Linked DNA regions of Mus musculus: region 2 is linked to region 1. Evidence: chromatin loops called from intact Hi-C (ENCODE). Cell type or tissue: heart. All regions are shown on one strand. Links, peaks and the distances in the headings refer to the core of each region. The heading gives the core; the rest is flanking DNA. Region 1 overlaps Rbm20 (RNA binding motif protein 20). Region 2 overlaps Gm30990.

The links. Peaks named below come from ENCODE experiments on the same cell type or tissue, not always from the same donor. Only the 100,000 strongest peaks of a DNase experiment are listed, where the experiment ranks them.
Region 2: it touches region 1 in a loop (2.1-fold over the local background); 4 of 42 quality-filtered maps call a loop at or near these places.

The regions. Positions count from the first base shown.
Region 1 is chr19:53,777,103-53,786,526 of GRCm38, reverse strand. The region is part of intron 1 of Rbm20 (RNA binding motif protein 20); the gene reads right to left. The region is part of intron 1 of Gm30890 (a long non-coding RNA gene); the gene reads left to right. Among named protein-coding and RNA genes, the nearest start is that of Gm30890, 5.2 kb to the left of the region's middle. In heart, for the core only: no CTCF peak of the experiment used is centred there; DNase peaks (open chromatin) are centred at 4,478, 5,145 and 5,700; H3K27ac peaks cover 230 bases.
Region 2 is chr19:53,886,692-53,896,115 of GRCm38, reverse strand. The region is part of intron 3 of Gm30990; the gene reads left to right. It also overlaps a transcript of Pdcd4 not described here. Among named protein-coding and RNA genes, the nearest start is that of Pdcd4, 12 kb to the left of the region's middle. In heart, for the core only: a CTCF peak has its summit at 5,122; a DNase peak (open chromatin) is centred at 4,925; H3K27ac peaks cover 367 bases.

The DNA of each region.
Region 1 (9,424 bases), core at 3,535-6,034:
TGATGCTTGGCTCATGAATTAATCATAGAAATTGCACACTCTCTGGTCAGAAGCAGCAGAAAAAAGAGGTAAAATCAGGCCTTTTCCACTTTGAATCTTAGACACAGGAGCACAGCTGCCTCCAAAAAGTGGAGAGATGCCAACATCATAGCCAAGGCACTTTGCCAACCATTCTCAGGAGCTCCTCAGCACCTCAGTCTCTGTGTTGGTGAACTCTTTTGTGCTCCTTGTAGATATTCTAAACTGTAACCTCTCGGAGGAAAGGGTGCTATATAGCCCCCTAGTACTGAGCTTGCCAGAAAGAAGCCCATTGAATGTTTCCTGAATGAACAAATGATTTACGGTATATTCTCATGCCCATGGCAATTTCTCAGGTTTCCATCCTATTGTGGAATCTGAATGCCTATCTGTCACAAATTCATGGTCAACATTTGGAATCCGTGTGTGTGTGTGTGTGTGTGTGTGTGTGTGTGTGTGTGTGTGTGTGTGCCACTGTGTTTGTCTGTGTGAGCATATGTCTGGAGACCCAAGGACCACCTTAGCCACTATTCCACAACACCATCCTCTCAGGGGTCATTGCTTTTGGAGACAGGTCTACGCTGGATGACCAAAAAGCCCCATGGGTCTGTCTATCTCCACCTCCCCTGAACTGGGATGTCGAGCCCAATGCTACCATGCCCAGCATTTTAACATGAGTTCTTGGGATCAATTCAGGTCCTCATGCTTGCAAGGCGAGTACTTTACTGCCTGACTTATCTCTTCAGTACTGACATTTAGAGTTTAAAGTTTGGAAATCTTGATCCAACACCAACTGGCCAAAGCGTGACATTATGGGGAAGCCAGAGTCTAGACTTGCAAACTTATGAGTGGCCTGAACTTATTTGCTGATGTGCCCTAAGCTGTAACCAGAGGCAGGAATCCACCTTCACAGTCACAGACACACGTCGGAGTGTTAAGGATCAGGGCAATGGAGAAGACTCCACTGACTAATGTGGCCTCTCCAGACTGCATCAGAGCCAGCTGCCCTTACAGACACTCTTGAAGAGACTGCACCTTAGCCACCACAGGACAGCTGAGAGCCACACAGGGGCAGGGAAGCCAGTTAAGAGTAGAGTTCCCTTGATGGCTCTTTTTTTTTTTTCAAGGCCAAGATTTAACTTATTGCCCAAGAAATTACTTAACCCTCTATAAAAGAACAACAACACATAGAGGGATGGGCTCTTTAATTCCACACTACAGAGGAGCAGTCAGAGAAGGCCTATCAAACATGGCCAACCTGGAGCCCACAAGTCCTCTGCCTATCAGGATACCTATGAATTCAATCCAACCCATCTGTAGGTGACATCAGAGCACAATGTCAAAAGGTTGGACATCCCTGAAACTCTACACCAGATCAGTCTTTCCCACTGCCTCTTGGAAGCAATACCAATCTGTGACTCTGCGTTCCCTTGATCATTCTGCCTCTGAAATTTCTGATTTTCCTAAGGACAACTATAACTGTCAAACACATATGCATAATCATACACAATGGACATGAAATATCCTTTTCCCAGAAGAGCAGATATGATGGGTCACATTGTCTGGCCTGTAATCTCTCATTGAAAACAACTTGCACTCGATTGCTTTATAAACAGTAAAAAGTTACAGACATGGTACAGCCTGACAGTTAGGGGCCATGTGGATGAGAACCCAAAGAAAGTAGAGTAGTACTGTGGTGGTTTGGATGAGAACAAGTAAGAGAGAAACTTAAAGGAAAACACACATTACCTTCAGTGAAACAGAAGAGTGAAAAATGAGATTGCAACATCAAAAATGGATGACAAAGACAACTGAGTATCTTAAGTGTACCAAAGGGGAGAAATGGCCAAGCTGAGTTAGTGCTGGAGATACCACATAGCTCACTCTGTGCTGGAGATACAATAAAGCTCACTTATATGCTATATGCTCACTTATATGCTAGATATATATATATATATATATATATATATATGCTATATATATATATATGTATGTATATATATATAGCTCACTTATATGCTAGAGATGAGATACAATATAGCTCAGTTAGTGCTGGAGATACAATATAGCTCAGTTAGTGCTGGAGATACAATATAGCGCAGTTAGTGCTGGAGTACCCCAGGTAGTCAGGCATTTGCCTAATCTGTACAAAGTCCTGGCTCTATCCCTAGCACCACATAGATTGGGCTTGGTGGTATGTGTTTGTAATCAGGTAAATGGATAGAACTATAAAGGATTGTACTGAGTGAGGTAACCCAGACTCAGAGAGTCTCTCTCTTCTATGGCTCCTAGCTCTAAATCTCAAGATGTGCATTGTGGTTTGAATACAGGAATGGTCCCCACAGGCTCATATATTTGAGTGCTTAGAGAGTGATACTACTTGTTGAAGTAGATGTGGCCTTGTTGGAGGAAATGTGTCATGGGACATGGGCTTTAGGTTCTCAGAAGCCCAAGCCAGGCTCAGTGGTTCTCTCTCTTCTTACTGCCAGCAGATGGGGTGTAGAACTCTTAGCTTCTCCAGCACCATGACGGCATCTGTGTGCCCAAAGCTCCCTGCCATGGTGACAATGGACTAAACTTCTGAAACTGTAAGAAAGATCTTTCCTTCTGTGGTCCTGGTGCCTCTTCCCAGCAATAGAGCCCTGACTAAGACATGAGAGTACAACTTGTATAGTACAGAAAAAGGAAAGCAAACTGAAAATGGCGTGGGGGGGGGGGCATCAGGGGGAAGCTACAGGGAACAACAAGTGATTTAAAGGGGGAAATGGGAAAGAGGAACTTTTGTTAGGGACAGGGAGGGAGGTCAAGACATAAGGAGAGAGAAGGTAAATGAGATTAGAGAATGTCTGTAAAGCCATAAGGAATCATATTATTATTTCCCTAAAATTGCATATAATACATGTGTGTCTGTGTATATACATATACATATACATATACATATACATATACATATACATATACATATACATATACATATACATATACATATACATACATTAACAGTTAAATGAAATCTACTCAGCTGGTCAGACAAGACTCATCCCAAGAGCCTAAGAGCCACGGACTATATAACAAAACCCCCACCACCAAGCTTGAGAAGCCCCCTTTTAAGCTGTGGGTCAGAGGAGTCCAAGAGACTCCCAAAACATGCTAGGCTGTTGCTGTAGCCCTTGCTTGCCTCCCGGATGTTGAGTAGGGACTCCTAGTGAGTCCCTATTGATGAAGACATCATGTACTTCAGACACAAGACCCTGAGGATCTAGCTGAAAAGTCTCCTCTGGGTGCTAGCTTTCCTGGTACCAGAAGGTGCTGTGCAAGCTTCCAAGTGAGGAAAACAACCCATAGTCCTACTCAGGTATGATGCCTGTGAACTAAAACAACAACAAATATGGCACAGTAACCCTGAGGACCATAGCTCTCTAATTAAACTTAAGACACACTCAACAGAAGGGAAGCCATGCCTGGTGCTGGAGGCCTAGCCAACTACTTGGGTTTAGAGAAGTCATGGGTCTGGAGGAGCCCCCATCCCCACTTCCTTAAGCCAGCATAATCCTTAACTACCTTCCAAATATCTCTCCTTATCCCCAGATACATGTGGCTCTCTGCTAGTCACTACTGCTTTGGTGAGGGATGTTGATAATGGTGGAGGAGACTATGCACTGAAGTGAGGCTGGGATGTACGGAAAAGCTGTACCTTAATTTTTCTGTGAACTTGTGTAGCCTTTAAGGGGTGCCCATGTGCTGTGGGAAAGCCTTGCTCCTCACTGTCCCCCGCTTTCCAGCATCCAACAGCAATAGTTTTCTATTTGAACTTTACAATTTTAATGCTTTCACCCAAAATAGCCCTGTTTATAACTGAATGCAAAACTCATAGGTGAGTTCCTTAGACAAGTACATTACGCTTATCATCATGGGTGTTGGAAATGAAGTCTGATGGGATTAAATGGTTGAACCAAAGTCATGGTGACTTCACCTAGACAGTTTGGAATACTTTTCAGGTCGGTCTGTCTTTCCTGTCTTTCTTTCTTTCTTTTTCTTTTTTTCTTAAGATTTGTTTATTATTATACATAAGTACACTGTAGCTGACTTCAAATGCACCAGAAGAGGGCATCAGATCTCATTACTGGTGGTTGTGAGCCACCATGTGGTTGCTGGGGTTTGAACTCAGGACCTTCAGAAGGGCAGTCAGTGCTCTTATCCGCTGAGCCATCTCACCAACCCCTCTTTTTTTTTTTAACATATTAGTATTTTTGTATGCGGTGTGTATGTGTTCAGATGAATATGGGTCACTGTGTGTGTGTGTGTGTCTCGCACGCACACGCGTGCACATGTGTGTGGTCCGAGGTTGACATCAGTTATCTTCCTCAGTGGCTTTCCATTTTATTTATTAAGGCAGAGTCCCTCCCTGACCCCAGAGTTGCCCAATTCAGCATATCTAGCCAAGCTTTCAAGGGACCGTTTTTCTTTGCCTCCCAAGTGCTGGGATTACATGTGGCCTGCCATGCCTGCCCAGCTGTTATGTAAGCACTAGAGATCCCACTTCAAGCCTTATGCTTACAATTACTTTATCCACTGAGCTTTCTCTCTAGTCTCCAGATTTTATTTTTTAAATTATTTTCAGTTTATGTGTGTGCTTGTGTAAGCTCGTGGGCACCATTGCATGGGAGTCTGCAGAGGACAGAGACAGCACTGAGTCCTCTGGAATTGGAATTACCATCATAATGAGCCACCAGGTAGATTCCAGGCACCAAACTCAGGTCCTTTGTAAAAGTGACAGTCACTCTAGACTTCTGAGTTACCTCTCTTCCGTCCACCAAATTTGATTTTTATTGCCTCCACATACACACTCATATATCACAAATACTGAAAAATTTCTCAGTTTTATAGATAGCCTAGAATTGAGCCTGCCTCATCTTGCTGCTATGTAGTCTACACATATTTATAAAAGATTACCAGTAGCCACAGATGTATAAGTGTGTAATTACCAGTGCTTTTGCAAGACTCTAATATTTATGCAATCATGCAACACAGTGCCCCAACAATGGGGATTAATGTTAGCAGGACCTACAGTCAGGCCTGAGCTTGAATTTGGCTTCCCAATGAGATGTTTGCCAAAAACAATGTTGCTGCTAAGATGGGGGTGGGGGAGATGTACCCTGAAAGGACTGGCCTGACCAGAAAACAGAATTAGCGTCCCTGGGATAGAGGAGGTGCCACGCGATGCCTGGTAAAGGGGGAGGGAGACACATAAGTAACAAGTAACGGCACTGGGCACTGGTTTAAGAACTAAATCTATGAAGACTTTTTAAGAAACCAATTTTATCTTAATAGGATGGATTTCAAGAGCAACTTCCCTTGTTGCCAATTTTCTGTATAATTTCTCAACAACTTCCATAAATCACAAGATTTCAACACAGGTCACTGAAATGGCTCTGGCAAACCCTTACTCCCCTCCCCCAACCCTCCCCCGCTCCGGGGCCACCCCCCCCCCCAAGTCCCTTTCTCTCTATTGATTTTACAAACTTGAACTTGTCACTTGAACTCTTAGCTGAGGTCGTTCTAGCCACACAGGTCAGCAATCTAGCGGCAGAGCTTAAAAGTTATGAAATCAAATCCCAGCGTGAGCCATGGGGCCCACAGCTTTTAAAAAGGTTGCTGTCTTCCCACTTCTTAGAAGACAGTATTGATATGTAGCCCAGGCTGACCTTTGACCCATGGCCCTCCTGCCTCAGCCCACTGGGTACTGAGACTACAGGTTACCTCACCGTGCCTGGAGTGTCCAAGTCACAGATGGTTGTAATGCACAGGTCCTACAAAATACTGTGCAAACAGCGAGGAGCCCCAGTGGACCTTCGTTTCTCAGGCCACCTTCCAAAGGGGAAACCTCAAGCCCAGTGAAGAGTTTCCTTCACCAAGAAACAGAAATGACAGAGGAAAGGTCAGATTCACACTTAGAGAAACGAGGTTTCTTTATCCACTGCTGAGTTCCATGTCCAACCCTGATATGACTGACTCTCAAGTCAGACTTAAAATTGAGTATCTTAAGACGCACTCTTCTTGGGTTGCAGAAATAGCTCAGTCAGCAAGGTGCTTACTGGGTAAACACACAGTCCTGAGTTTCATTACCAGGACCTGTGTCAAAGGCAGCCTTGGTCTCCAAAGGCATAAAGATCCCTGAGGCCACTGGCAGGACAGTATAGCCCAACCTGTAAACTTCAAGCCAGTGAGAGACCCTGTCACAAAAATACAAGCTGCCAGGGGCTAGAGAGATGACTCAGAGGTTAAGAGCTCATATCGCTCTTGCAGAGGACCCAGGTTCATTCCTAGCACTGACATGGTTGTTCATATCTACCTATAATTACAGTTTCAGGAACCTGATGCCTTCTGGCTTTGGTAGACTTCTGCACATATGTGGTGCACATACATTCACAACTGGCATACACACACACACACATGCATCCATCACTTATTTAAGATAACCAACATCTTGGCTTTACTCTCCTCAGGGACAGTTAGCAGTGATAAGGACAACTATATAACTCAGTCACAATGGAAGGGCACGAACGTCTTTATCTTTGAATCTGTCTATGGGCAAGAGACGTGCTGTCCTATATCACAAATGAGAAAACTTAAGCAAGGCTTCAGGTGAAAAAAAACATTCCAAGGACCCTATCTTCAAATTACCAGGTTCCAGAGAATCACCTTAACCAAAACGCAGGAACCTCTGTAGGCACCCATTACTCCCTTCTCGCACGTCATACCTGGGTATATTCCTTGGCTCTCTGTCAGGTCTTATGACTCCACAGTAATGGAGTCCAATTATGCAGGTCACTGTCAGCAGCTACAGACCCATCTAATTAAGGAGCTGGGTGTGGTTTTGAGCATGCTTATCACTGCAAGGTATGCAGATCCACCTGCCACGTCCAGGGTCTGAGCAAAGCCAGGCAGGGCCTGTGAAGTACAAGGCTAAGGAAGGCTGTGAAGCCAGAGCCGCCTCTCCCTGGGCTCCAGCCGAACTCTCTGTACAACCTCACCTCCTCATTAGGCCCACTGTCCTGTTTAGACTTCCTCGGCGAGAAGCCCCGGGGACACAGCTCACACATGGCCTTGCTAAGATCAGAATGTATCTTTGGGCCTGACCATTTCCACTTTTATATGTCAGCTTCTATGCTGCAGGTGGAGGTTAGTGGTTGTTTTCTGTTTCCTTAAAAAATGTTTTAAATATAAAGGTCTTTAGGGCTGGGGATATAGCTCACTCTTAGATGTTTGCCTAGTACACTGCAAGGTTCTTGGTTGAATTCTCACTGTTGAAAAATACTAAATATAAATAAAATAAAGGCTAAAGCAATCCCTTAGACTCCCAGTGTCCTGATTAAGCAACTGTAAAATGTGTCATTTCTGTATGGTGGGTAAAGTTTGCTGTCCCTGTCTTGTTTTTTCTGGCTCCTTATGTCCAGGAACAGCAGTCAGGGCCATTTCTGGGCCATAGCCTTAACTGTGCATCACTGATAATCACACCGTAACCCAGTCAGACCTCTCAACTGTTTCTCGTCTGAGTAGAGCTTTAAAACCTTTTCTAGGAAGCCTTTAACATTTAAGTTGGCATTGAATCAATACATTCCTGGGGTACGGTATGCTATCTTCTACATGTCTATAAGGGACAATGATCAAATCAAAAACCATATGTCCCACCAAGCCAAATATTTATTATTTCTGTGTGTATTAGAAACATTCACAATCCTCTTTTGGGGTATACAACAAATCGTTGTTACCGACAGCTCCCCTACTGTGCTGTAACGGACTTTTCAGAACTGGTTGGTTTGTTTGTTTTGTCTCTGTGTCTTTCTGTACCTTCAACCAGTCTTTATCATGTCTCCTCCTCTTCACGACAGCCTCTGGGAGTCGCCACCGCTCACCAACATCTCATTTTCAACTTATTCCTTTTATGTCTGTTATTTTCAGTGTCAGGGATTGAGCCCAGAGCTCTGCACATGTCAGGTGGTCACCTTACCACAGGGCCAGACCCCAACCCAACTAGTCTTAGTGTCTATGAGGTGAGAGCACATGGTATCTGTCTGAATTATTTCAACTAACACCAACTCTGGATTCACTTATACTGCTATAAATGATAAGAGTTTCATTATTTTTAATGGCTAAATAATATTCTTGTGTGTATGTGTGTGTATATGTGTGTGTGTATGTGTGTGTGTGTGTGACAGAGAGAGAGAGAGAGAGAGAGAGAGAGAAAGAGATTTTCTTTATTTCTTTCTAAGAAATTCTTTTTAATCCTTGAAGTCTTGAAGATTTTCTGCTGGGATTATTGTTAAAACAAAGTTGAAGTTTCCATTTGCACATTTTCATGTAGCTGACCAGCTGAAGTATATATATATATTTTACATGTTGTGAGGCAAAAATCTAATATTGTTTTCTAAAAAGGGACCCAGTTATAAGTCGGGTACAGCTGTACACACTTGTAATCCCTGTGCTTGGGACGCTAAGGCCAGAAAAATCACAAGTTCAAGGCCAGGCTTAGTTACACCCTGAGAATTTATTTCAAACAGCCAGAAACAAAACCAAAGAAATACAGAAGAGGAAATCCAGTTGAATCTAAGTGAAGGGCACAGTCCCGCACACTGACTTAAAATCACAGCTAGGGGCAGTGAGATGTCTCAGTGGGTAAAGGCACCTGCCTTCGAGCTGGACAACCCAAGTCCAGTCCTGGATCCCACGTGGTAGAAGCAGAGACTGACTCCTGCACATTGTCTGCTGAGCTCTACGTGTGACACATGGCGTGTGCACACAAAATAAAGAAAACCCAAGTTAAGGCTCTCCTGGGCTGAGCTTACAGCGATGCTGGGCTGAGTTTACAGTGATGCCTGGGCTGAGCTTACAGCGATGCTGGGCTGAGTTTACAGTGATGCCTGGGCTGAGCTTACAGCGATGCTGGGCTGAGTTTACAGTGATGCCTGGGCTGAGCTTACAGCGATGCTGGGCTGAGTTTACAGTGATGCCTGGGCTGAGCTTACAGCGATGCTGGGCTGAGTTTACAGCGATGCCTGGGCTGAGCTTACAGCGATGCTGGGCTGAGTTTACAGCGATGCCTGGGCTGAGCTTACAGCGATGCTGGGCTGAGTTTACAGTGATGCCTGGGCTGAGCTTACAGCGATGCTGGGCTGAGTTTACAGCGATGCTGGGCTGAGTTTACAGCGATGCCTGGGCTGAGTTTACAGTGATGCCTGGGCTGAGCTTACAGCGATGCTGGGCTGAGTTTACAGTGATGCCTGGGCTGAGTTTACAGCGATGCTGGGCTGAGTTTACAGCGATGCCTGGGCTGAGTTTACAGTGATGCCTGGGCTGAGCTTACAGCGATGCTGGGCTGAGTTTACAGCGATGCTGGGCTGAGCTT
Region 2 (9,424 bases), core at 4,155-6,654, 110 kb before region 1:
GAGAATGCAGTTTGATGCCGTTTTCAGGTCCACATCAGAGGCTCCTTGTGCAAGTGGCCTTAGGTCTCCATCCTTATGATCTTCAAGAGTTAGAGATGGCCTCCTGATGTGGGAGCTAGGGACCAAAGTCAGATCATCTGGAAGACCAGTATGCATCTCTCCAGACCCCCGAAATAATCTCAAAGTTGGCAGATGATATAAGAGTCTGCTTCTAGGCCACCCTTGTTCGTGTTTACACACATTTACAACTGGGAGTTTAGATGGTGGTTTTTGCTTACACACCTCCTTCTCTTAAGCACCTTCTAGAGCAGAGGGTTCTCAACCTGGGATTAGTTTACCGGGGTCACCTAAGACCATTGGAAAACACAGATATTTATATTACAATTCATAACAGCAGCAAAATTACAGTTTTGAAGTAGCAACAAAAATAATCTTATAAGGAGGGTCACAGCATTAGGCGTTAGAGGCCCCAGGAAGAGGCTCAGTGGGTGAGAGTACTTGTTCTTTATCCAGAGTTGGATTCCCAGCTCCCACAAGACAGCTCACAACTAGATGTGACTCCAGTTCCCAGGGATCTGAGACTCTCTTCTGACTTCCTTGGATACCCGGCACACACGTACACATACTTACACACAGCACCCATGAACACATACTAACACACAGGCAAAACACTCAGACACGTTGAAAATAAATCTTAAGACTCTTTTAGAAATATAAGGCAGGTGTTAAGGCACTAGAACTGCATGGTGAATACTTGTGCTCAGAGCCACAAGGTGACTCTGACTGGCTGGCTAGTGGCCACAGACACCGATGGAGCTGGTTTATTGGAGGCTATATAACTGCTTTGAAACCAAAGTTTTCCAAGCATGATCACATGACCTTAACAGACAAATGTGACTTTCTCCAAAAGAGCAGTTGTTCCCAAAAATATTGTTACCCTCTAGAAGTAGATCTCCTACCACAGAGTGCTAACTCTACCTCTCTTTAAAGATGCCTGAGTCACTGACAGCCCTGAGCAGCTTTCCCAGGGAACACCACAGGCCTGGGAAGACGTTTAAAAGGCCTGTGAAACGGCTCCAGCTCTTGCACAATCAGGAGGGAAGTAGCCTGGGGTGGTACATTAAGGCCGTGTTTGCTTTCTGAATCCTAAGTCCAGGAAGCCTTATAAAATTTCTGCAGGCAGAGAGAAGGGGGAAGACCTATTTGAAAGTAGAGGCCACAGGCCTCGAGGGAGCAGGGCCAGCAACAAGCTAGAACTTGTTCCACGGAACAAACTAGTTCCCAGCCACAGCAGAGGTGGTTTATGTGACCTGAGAGCTAGGGAGGACCGCGTGCCCAAGCAGGCCGTGCTTGGCACAGCCTCCGCCTCATACAAGAAACCTTTAAAAAAAAAAAAAAAAACACCAATCTTATCTTCTCTGTGCTCCTTAGCCTCATGAAACCTAAACAGGTGGCTTCCCAGATGAACTTCGCTCAACAAATAAAATCCTCACATTGAGCGAGTTACCTCACATGCAGTGCCTCCATCTCCTCTCCTGAAAACAGAGAGAAGCGTGGCACCTTTCCCACTAGGGCCAATGCTCAAATTAAAAGAAATGATATCTGTACGGTTCTTGGTGGGAAGCCTGATATCTTGTATCACTGAGTAAATAATAATACTTGGTTGATATCAGTATTTACTTCTCGAATCCTGACTGAGCCTCCAGAGCTGATATTCACCAGGCTGAGCCAGGGTGGACAGGTTCCACGATTCCCTAGCTGCCTGTGTAGCCTCATGCTGGCCTCTGGACTCAGCTTTGTGTTTTGACATTGGTTCTCCCATTGGAACTGTGGATTTCTGAAAGGCCAGATCTTAATGCTTGTAGGCACTTGCCAATAAATGTTTGGTAAAAGAGCAAATAAATGAAGAAAACTTCTATTTTCTATATAAGAGCTATTGGCAGGGGTGGGGGTTGGGGTGTCTCCCCTTAGGGTTTCACTTCTGGGTTTGGCCCAGGGCATCCCTGCCATTTGCTGGGCCTGAGGGAGCCATTCAGAGAAAACTACTGCAAGCAGCTCACAGCTGAAGCCTTACTGTGTTGTGAACATGCCAAGAGAGGGCCTGGGGCCTTCTCTCCTCTGGAGACTCACCCCAGGAATGGCAGGAAGCTGAAGTTCTCCAGGGCCCCCAGCCACACTTGATCTCAAACATTCTCATCAAGTTGACACGCCCAGTTGGCCTGGGCTGAGGCAGAATTGAATGTTCGGGCTCAGCCCAGAGGCCAGCCGTCTTCCAACTAGTGAGCCTGCATCACTGGGGTGAGGCCTGCCTCAGAGGAAGAGCTGACAAAAATAAAAATGAGGGTGGCAACAAGCTGCACAGGAAGTTGTGGGTCTGGGAGCACAAACAGAACACAGTTGTTTAGGTGACTTGCCACAAGAAGAGCTCACCGCGTAGCAGACACAGAGCCAAACCTGAAGTCTATTTGCATTCAGGAGTTCCTTCATTCAGGAGTAAGCCTGAACACTGCTGTCGTTGGGTAGGTCTAGGCTCAGGGCCACCTCTATCAGAAAGTTGGGTTGACCATCAACAAGTGACCTAAGACTCACTTTCCTTACCTGGGAGTCACTGGGAGAGTTACAGAAGGCATGCATATACTAAATTTACATAAAAATATTTCCATCATTACTAAACACTGAAAGTGAAAAGAAGCCAGGGTCTCGACAATCTTACTATAGACATAACACTCCTCTACTCGTGCGTGCACACACATACACACACATCAAGCACATATGCCACACTGTACAGACACATATGCCACACACATGTACATCATTCACAACACATCTTCCTCTCCACCTCCCTCTCCCCCCTCTTCCTCCACCTCCCCCTCTCTCTGTTGAGCTTTGACACTTATGAAGCAACAACTTTACGGTTCTCCCGTTGTCTGTTTGTTCCCTAACTAGAAACAGATTGTCTCCCACTCAACCGCTTCTGGACCACAGTTCCTCTAAATGTGGGCCTGCTGCTCATGATGATTTTGTTTCTCTCTTTTCTATCCATAGTCATCAGACACTCTTGTGTGGGTGCCCTCTGCAGCCCTGGCCTTTTCAATAGTTCACAAGTCTAGGAACCGAGGAGATATTTAAAGGAAAAAAAACTCATAGGGACTCTGCCACTTACTGGCTACAGCGTGCCTAGCACGATACAGTGCCTCTGTGTCTTTGCCAAACCCAGAAAAATACCGCGGTTATCCTCTTTGTACAACAGATAAAGAAACGAAGGCTAAGAGGTTAAAAAAAAAAAAACAAAAATAAAACAGAACAACTTGCCTATTCCCACCCAAGCAGTGACAGGCAGGGCTGGGATCTAAGCCATCTATCAACACTGAGTTTTCTGCTGTTTTCTGCTGCCTTGTGACATAAAACCTAGTTCAAGCCCTCAAGCAATCCCTTATCCCTTGCCCTGAATACAGACCATTTTTCTTTCGTATTTCCACTTAGGCTTTGCTTGGTCCAAGCCCTTCACCCCTCCTTCCCTTTGCTGTCTTGGAGTGAGAGGTTCACAGGCAGAAAAGGCTGGAGACCCCCCACTTCCCTTGCCCCCTAGCACGATGGCCAACACGAACTCCTCACCAGAAAACACCACAGCCTGCAGACAAAGGCTGGTGTTCATTTACCTGCCCACTTAGTCGTCTGTGAAAAGCCCCAGCTGGGGTAGCTGGGGTAGCTGGGCTGCTGGAGTAGCTGGGGTAGCTGGGCTGCTGGAGTAGCTGGGATAGCTGGGCTGCTGGAGTAGCTGGGGTAGCTGGGCTGCTGGGGTAGCTGGGGTAGGCTGCTGGGTGAGGCTCAGACAGGCAGCGTTCATAAACAGCTTCTCCAGCCACATAGCTGGAGGAATGGACTGCAGCCAGCTGCTGCCTGTCTGGGTTCCTAGACCCTCCCAGGCCGGGCCAACCAGAGCCCTTTTCTGGGAAAACAGCAAAGCAGCTGGATTCTCCAGTGTGGGGTTATGGACTCATTCATGGGAGGGAAAAAAGGGGGCTTCTATGTCAGGGAGAGCCTGGCTTAAATCCCAGCTCTCCCACCTCCTACCTGACTTCTCCTGGCCAAATATTGATTCTCTTGGTTATACATGAAGCTAACCACAAAGACTAACTGTCCAGGCCTGGCTTTCTGTCTCCTTGTCTTTGGAGGAACTGGGGCGCATGACACTAAGGTCTCTGTCTGCAATGTTCCTGGGCAGGCTAGAGTGGAGGTGTTCTTCCTGCAGTGGAGAATTTGGGTGCCTGGTGACACCTCTAAGGGTGAACTCTGGCTCTGTTCCTGGTTTACTTCAACTGTATTGAGCATCCCATAATAAAGAGCCTATTAAGGCTTTGGGTACAAAGATAAGCAGAGGCCTTACCCTGAAAACACACAGATTAGACCAGCAGGAAAAATAAGACCCACAAAAATAAGTATGGTGTGTGGTTAGGAGTAAAGAGTACATTAGGAACACTACAGATCAAAGCCGAGGAAAGGTGAAAGCAAAGAGGGGGACTTGGAGCTGGGGAGGGAGGGAAAGCCACAGCTCATGGTCTTTCTCATGATCTTAAGTGATAGATCAGACATGAGACGACCAATGGAGAGGTTGCAGCTCAGGGCCATAGGAGTTGGAGCAGGGTGGGGCCTTTTGTTAGCCCTCTATAGAATTTCCTGAAGTGAGAAAAACAAAAACAAAACAAAAACCAGAAAACATTTTCCCAATGGGTTTTTTTGTTCCCTGAATGAAATAGCTCAGAATTTTAGCTGGCCAGTTGGGTAGCCTCACCGTGGATTTCTTCTCTGCCCTCGCTCACCCAGCCATCTCCCTACATGAGAGATGTAGAAGTGAGTCTATTGCATGCAGTGTCCTTTCTTAGTAGACAGACTCCCCTGGGGCTTTTGCTGCCCTAGCCGCTTGTCTTGGCCAGCTCTCCACATTCTAAGAAGTGAGCCTTCTGGGACAGGATGTCACAGTGAGAAGCAGCTGGCTTTGGTTGTATGAGATGTGTGTGTGCATGCGTGTGTGTTCCAGACTAGGTGTTTTGCAGCTGACTTCCGCTGGTGGCCGCCCAGCATATGACTACCTAGAGAAGATAAACTTGAATAGCCCCCTGCAGGGCTCAGCTGCAACAAATCTACATTCTAGAGGTAAACACAGCAATTCAGAACACTAATTCCCAAGGAGGAAGCAGAGTCCGCTGCCTTATCTATCAGCAGAAGGGATCCAGGTGGTTCTTGGAACTCAGATAAGCTTCCCAGGGACACAGGGACTGCATCTGGGCTAGACAAACAGTCCAGGGGGGTTCTAAGGAGCTCTGCACCAGCCAAGCATCCCCACTGGTCTCATCAGGGCCCAACCTCAGGAGAGAGCATGGATTGAGGAAGACCCCGTTGTGTGTCCCTCGCTTGCCTTGTGTTCTTGCTGAGTCCATTCCCACTGGTATCCATTCTTCAGCTGTAAAGTAACAGTATAAAACCAGGCAGAAAGTCCCCCCTCAACGTGTGAGTGAGCAAGAGAGAAAGAACCCCCATCACCTCAAACTTTACTCAGACAAAAGTCCCATTAGGTTTGCCCCTGGAGAAGGTGCTTTCATTGTTTGTGTACTGTCAATAGGCTTGGTTTTCCAGCTTCCCACCGTTGGTGACATGTGACTGTTAGCACGAGTTTGGCTCCTGGAGATAAATGCACTGATTATCAATGGGACTGTTAAAAGACAAAAGGAAGGAAAACAAACTGTAGAAAGAAGGAAGACAACAGGACCAGATATTCCTGGGACAAACAGGTTAGTTAGTCACTCGGCCATCAGAATGGAACAATTGCTCTGGCGGCTTTGAAGACATTTCTTTTTTTTTTTTTTCCATTTTTTATTAGGTATTTAGCTCATTTATTGAAGACATTTCTAATGGTGGCCCTGCAGAGTTTAACAAGGCAATGCTTTACAGAACATTATTTTAGAAAATAAATTATTTTTTAAATATTTCCACTTATTAAAGTTTGAGTATTTAAAGGGGGAAACTCTCCAGTTGACCGCGAGCCTCTTCCACAATGTTCTGGCTACAGTTAGGTCAGGTATGGCACAGGGATCATACAAAACCTCAGAGACAGAGACGTGACTCATAAGGAATAAAGGCAACCCAAGCTAACCACTGGGGTGCAGATGGGCACTCACATTCATTCTTGCCCAACTCTATCTGCAAATAGGTCGGATGGTCCAAACAAGCCTGTTCCTTGACCAGTTGGCCCAGGATGCAAATCTGTTTGACCTTTACCCGTGACTTTAGAGGGTGAATTTCCTCCTAACACATGTGGTTTACCCAGTATGGGAGGAGAGGGGGCGGATCAGGAAATAAGATTTGCGGCCAGACCAAACACCTAAGTTCAATGAGTTGATCTGTTGTCATTTCATCTGTGTGAATCCTGTGGGCTTTAGAGAAATGGAACCAACTGAGCATGTGTCTCTCCTGTGTATCAAGCCCAGTCAGTGTTTGAGAGCAAAAAGTACCAAACTGCCCAGGGCTATCCCGGACAGCCTCCAGCTATCTTGCCAAGGCAGCTAGGCTAACGGGAAGTCCTGGTTATAAAAGCACCTTCTTGACACTTTTCCTCTAAATATATTTCAGTGTACAGATACATATCATTTATGCACAACAACATGAAAATACAAATAAAAAGAAAATTTACAAACATCTGCAGTCCCACTATAAATAACCAGTTACCGTGTATATTAATAACCACTGTTAACAAGCTGTCATGTTACGCATATAAATGAGTGCATTAATGAGACTTTTTTTTCACTCAAAAATAAAAATCTTCCAGAAGGGCTGGAAAATGCCACCTTCAGGGCAAGACCCAGAGTTGACAATCATAAATCATAGGAGCTGCAGATGCCTGCACTGCACTTGTAAAGGGATGGACCCATCAGGAGTCTGGAATGCACAAGGGAGGGTATTCAGGGGTCCCTAGCCCTCACTGTTGAGCTATTGGCTACTGATAGATTTAGAGACAGGAGATCATTTTCTTCAGGAAGACCAGGTCACTGATGGTGTCAGTAGGCACTATTAGATAGTTCTCAGTGGGTGACAAAACCAACCCAGAAGGCATTTGTCAGGACAAGGGCAACACGTGTGGTCCTTTGTGATCTCCAAGTTTTCAGGGAGAAACCCTCACCTCTGCTGGATAATGTTTTCTCAAAGGAAACATAACTTTGGTCAAACAGCAGGTGCCTTTGTAACCACCACAGCCTCTGGCTCCTATAACAGGGGAATGGGTTGGAAAGAGAGTGGGCACTTAATAGGAATGGAGGAAGAAGAGATGGGGTATGGGGAAAGAGTAAAAGCATGCTGTGTATATGTATGACATCATCAAATAACAAAATCAGTTAAGAAACCATCTCCCTGATATACTTAGAGCAGAGAAAAGCAGCCCTGACCGTAAGACCATGACTTACCCGCCAACGTATACCCCACGTATCCCCAAATACAAACTCCTGTGTGCTAAACACACGCAAGTGCATAAACGAGGCTATAAAATCATTGCAAGAAAACCCAGGAAACAGCTTGCATAATAATGTGAGGATGAAGAGGCCGCTTAAGCAAGACAGGAAGCCCAGAAGCAGACTTGAACACTGGAACGTTTTGAACTCCTGCATGATGAAAGATAATGCAGACAAAGTTCAAAAACAAATGCCAGGCTTGGGCGAAATATTTTCAGCTTTCAGCAGAGGATTAATATTTCTCACCAAGCACAGATGCTTTGTGCCCACTACCATCAGACTCTGACTTCCATCCCTCCTGGGTGCTTCAAAGCATTCTCTCTCTCTCTCTCTCTCTCTCTCTCTCTCTTTTAGTGGATAGATTTCCACATTTAGTGTTTTCTCTATCCTCTTAATAGGTTCATTCATTTTCTTGACGTTAGACACATATCTAACTTAGAGAAGTTATCATGTGCGGGGCTTGGGAGATGGCTCAGTGGATAAAGGGCTTGCTGTGCAGGCATGAGGGTGTACACTTGGATCCCCAGAACCCACATAATAGCTGGGCACAGCTGCACACATCTATCACCCTAACACTGATGCAGCAGAGGCGGGCAGATAACTGGCCAATTCATGTAGCTTAGCCAGTGAGCTCCAGGTTCAGTGAGAGAAGGTATCTCAAAAAATCTGCAGGGGAATGATAAAGAAAGACACTCAGTATTGACCTCTGGCCTCCACATGCACACATATGTATGTATATGGACATGCATGAATAAACACAAGTTATATTCATGCACATATACACATATACATGCACATAGACATGCACATATACACATATACATGTACATATGCACATATACAGGCATATATAACATGCACATTTACACATACCAAGCTGTTACTTGCCCATTGACAAACCACTAAGAAACAAAACCTGGACTCTAGATAGCATTCTCCTGACCCCCAAGCCTACCTTCATCCCACACTGCCAAGCCATCCCCTGGGTGGCTTAGCAAAAATAGCTTACACCCTTCTGCCTAGCTTGTTCAGGACCCACTTAGACAGGGGTCAGTCTACAATCAGCCCTACAGTCATCTCCTGAGTGGCTTCTGATAGTGGTGAGCTAGGATGTCCTGGGTAATGTTCCCCTTCCAACCTGATTCCCTGTCACAGGAGCTTCAGAATTACACAGCATGCGCTGGGGTGGTCACGGAGGCACCCCGATGTTCTCTTGAAAACATAGGATCTACTGCAAAACTGGAGAGCGTGAGAGACCACACCACCAACTGACGCTGCCTCAGAGCAAAGGCTCATGGCTCCAGTGCACCTGTTTCTCCTGCGTATGGTTTCTTCAGTTGGAGCAGAAGGTGAAAAGATAACAAGCCATATCGTCATCTTTTCTGGGAGAACCAAGAGAGATTACCATGCACACGTCTCAAGGCCACAAGCACAAGCAGCAACATACCCACAGGCCTTTGCACTGAGAGGGCCACCCTGCACCCCTGCTGTACTAAGCCACCCTGGAGCCCAGGAAGCTGAAGAGTCAACTTAGCCCCCGTCTCTAGAATAGAAAGCCACCGACCAGGCAGAACTGCTGAGCCCTACATACTTGTTTCTCCTGTGCTGTGCCACTCTCTGGCCTCCTGCCTGAACCAATATCACAGTGCCACCCCATCCTGGTTGACATTCCGGCCTTGGCTTCTTCCCTGCTGGTCTCGTGGTTCTCACCTGATCTGATGATCTTCCTTGTACACCTGGAACTGCTCCAGCAGAGACCTTCTGGGAAGACATGTTCTGGCCAAGATAACCCAGTGACAAGCTGACACATTTAAAGTCTGTTGGGGTCATCTTGTCTCATCAACCTATCCACAGGCACCCAAGAGCCAGCCAATTTCCACCATCCAACTCTGGAGGGTAAGCTCCCCAGGGACAGAAGCCACATT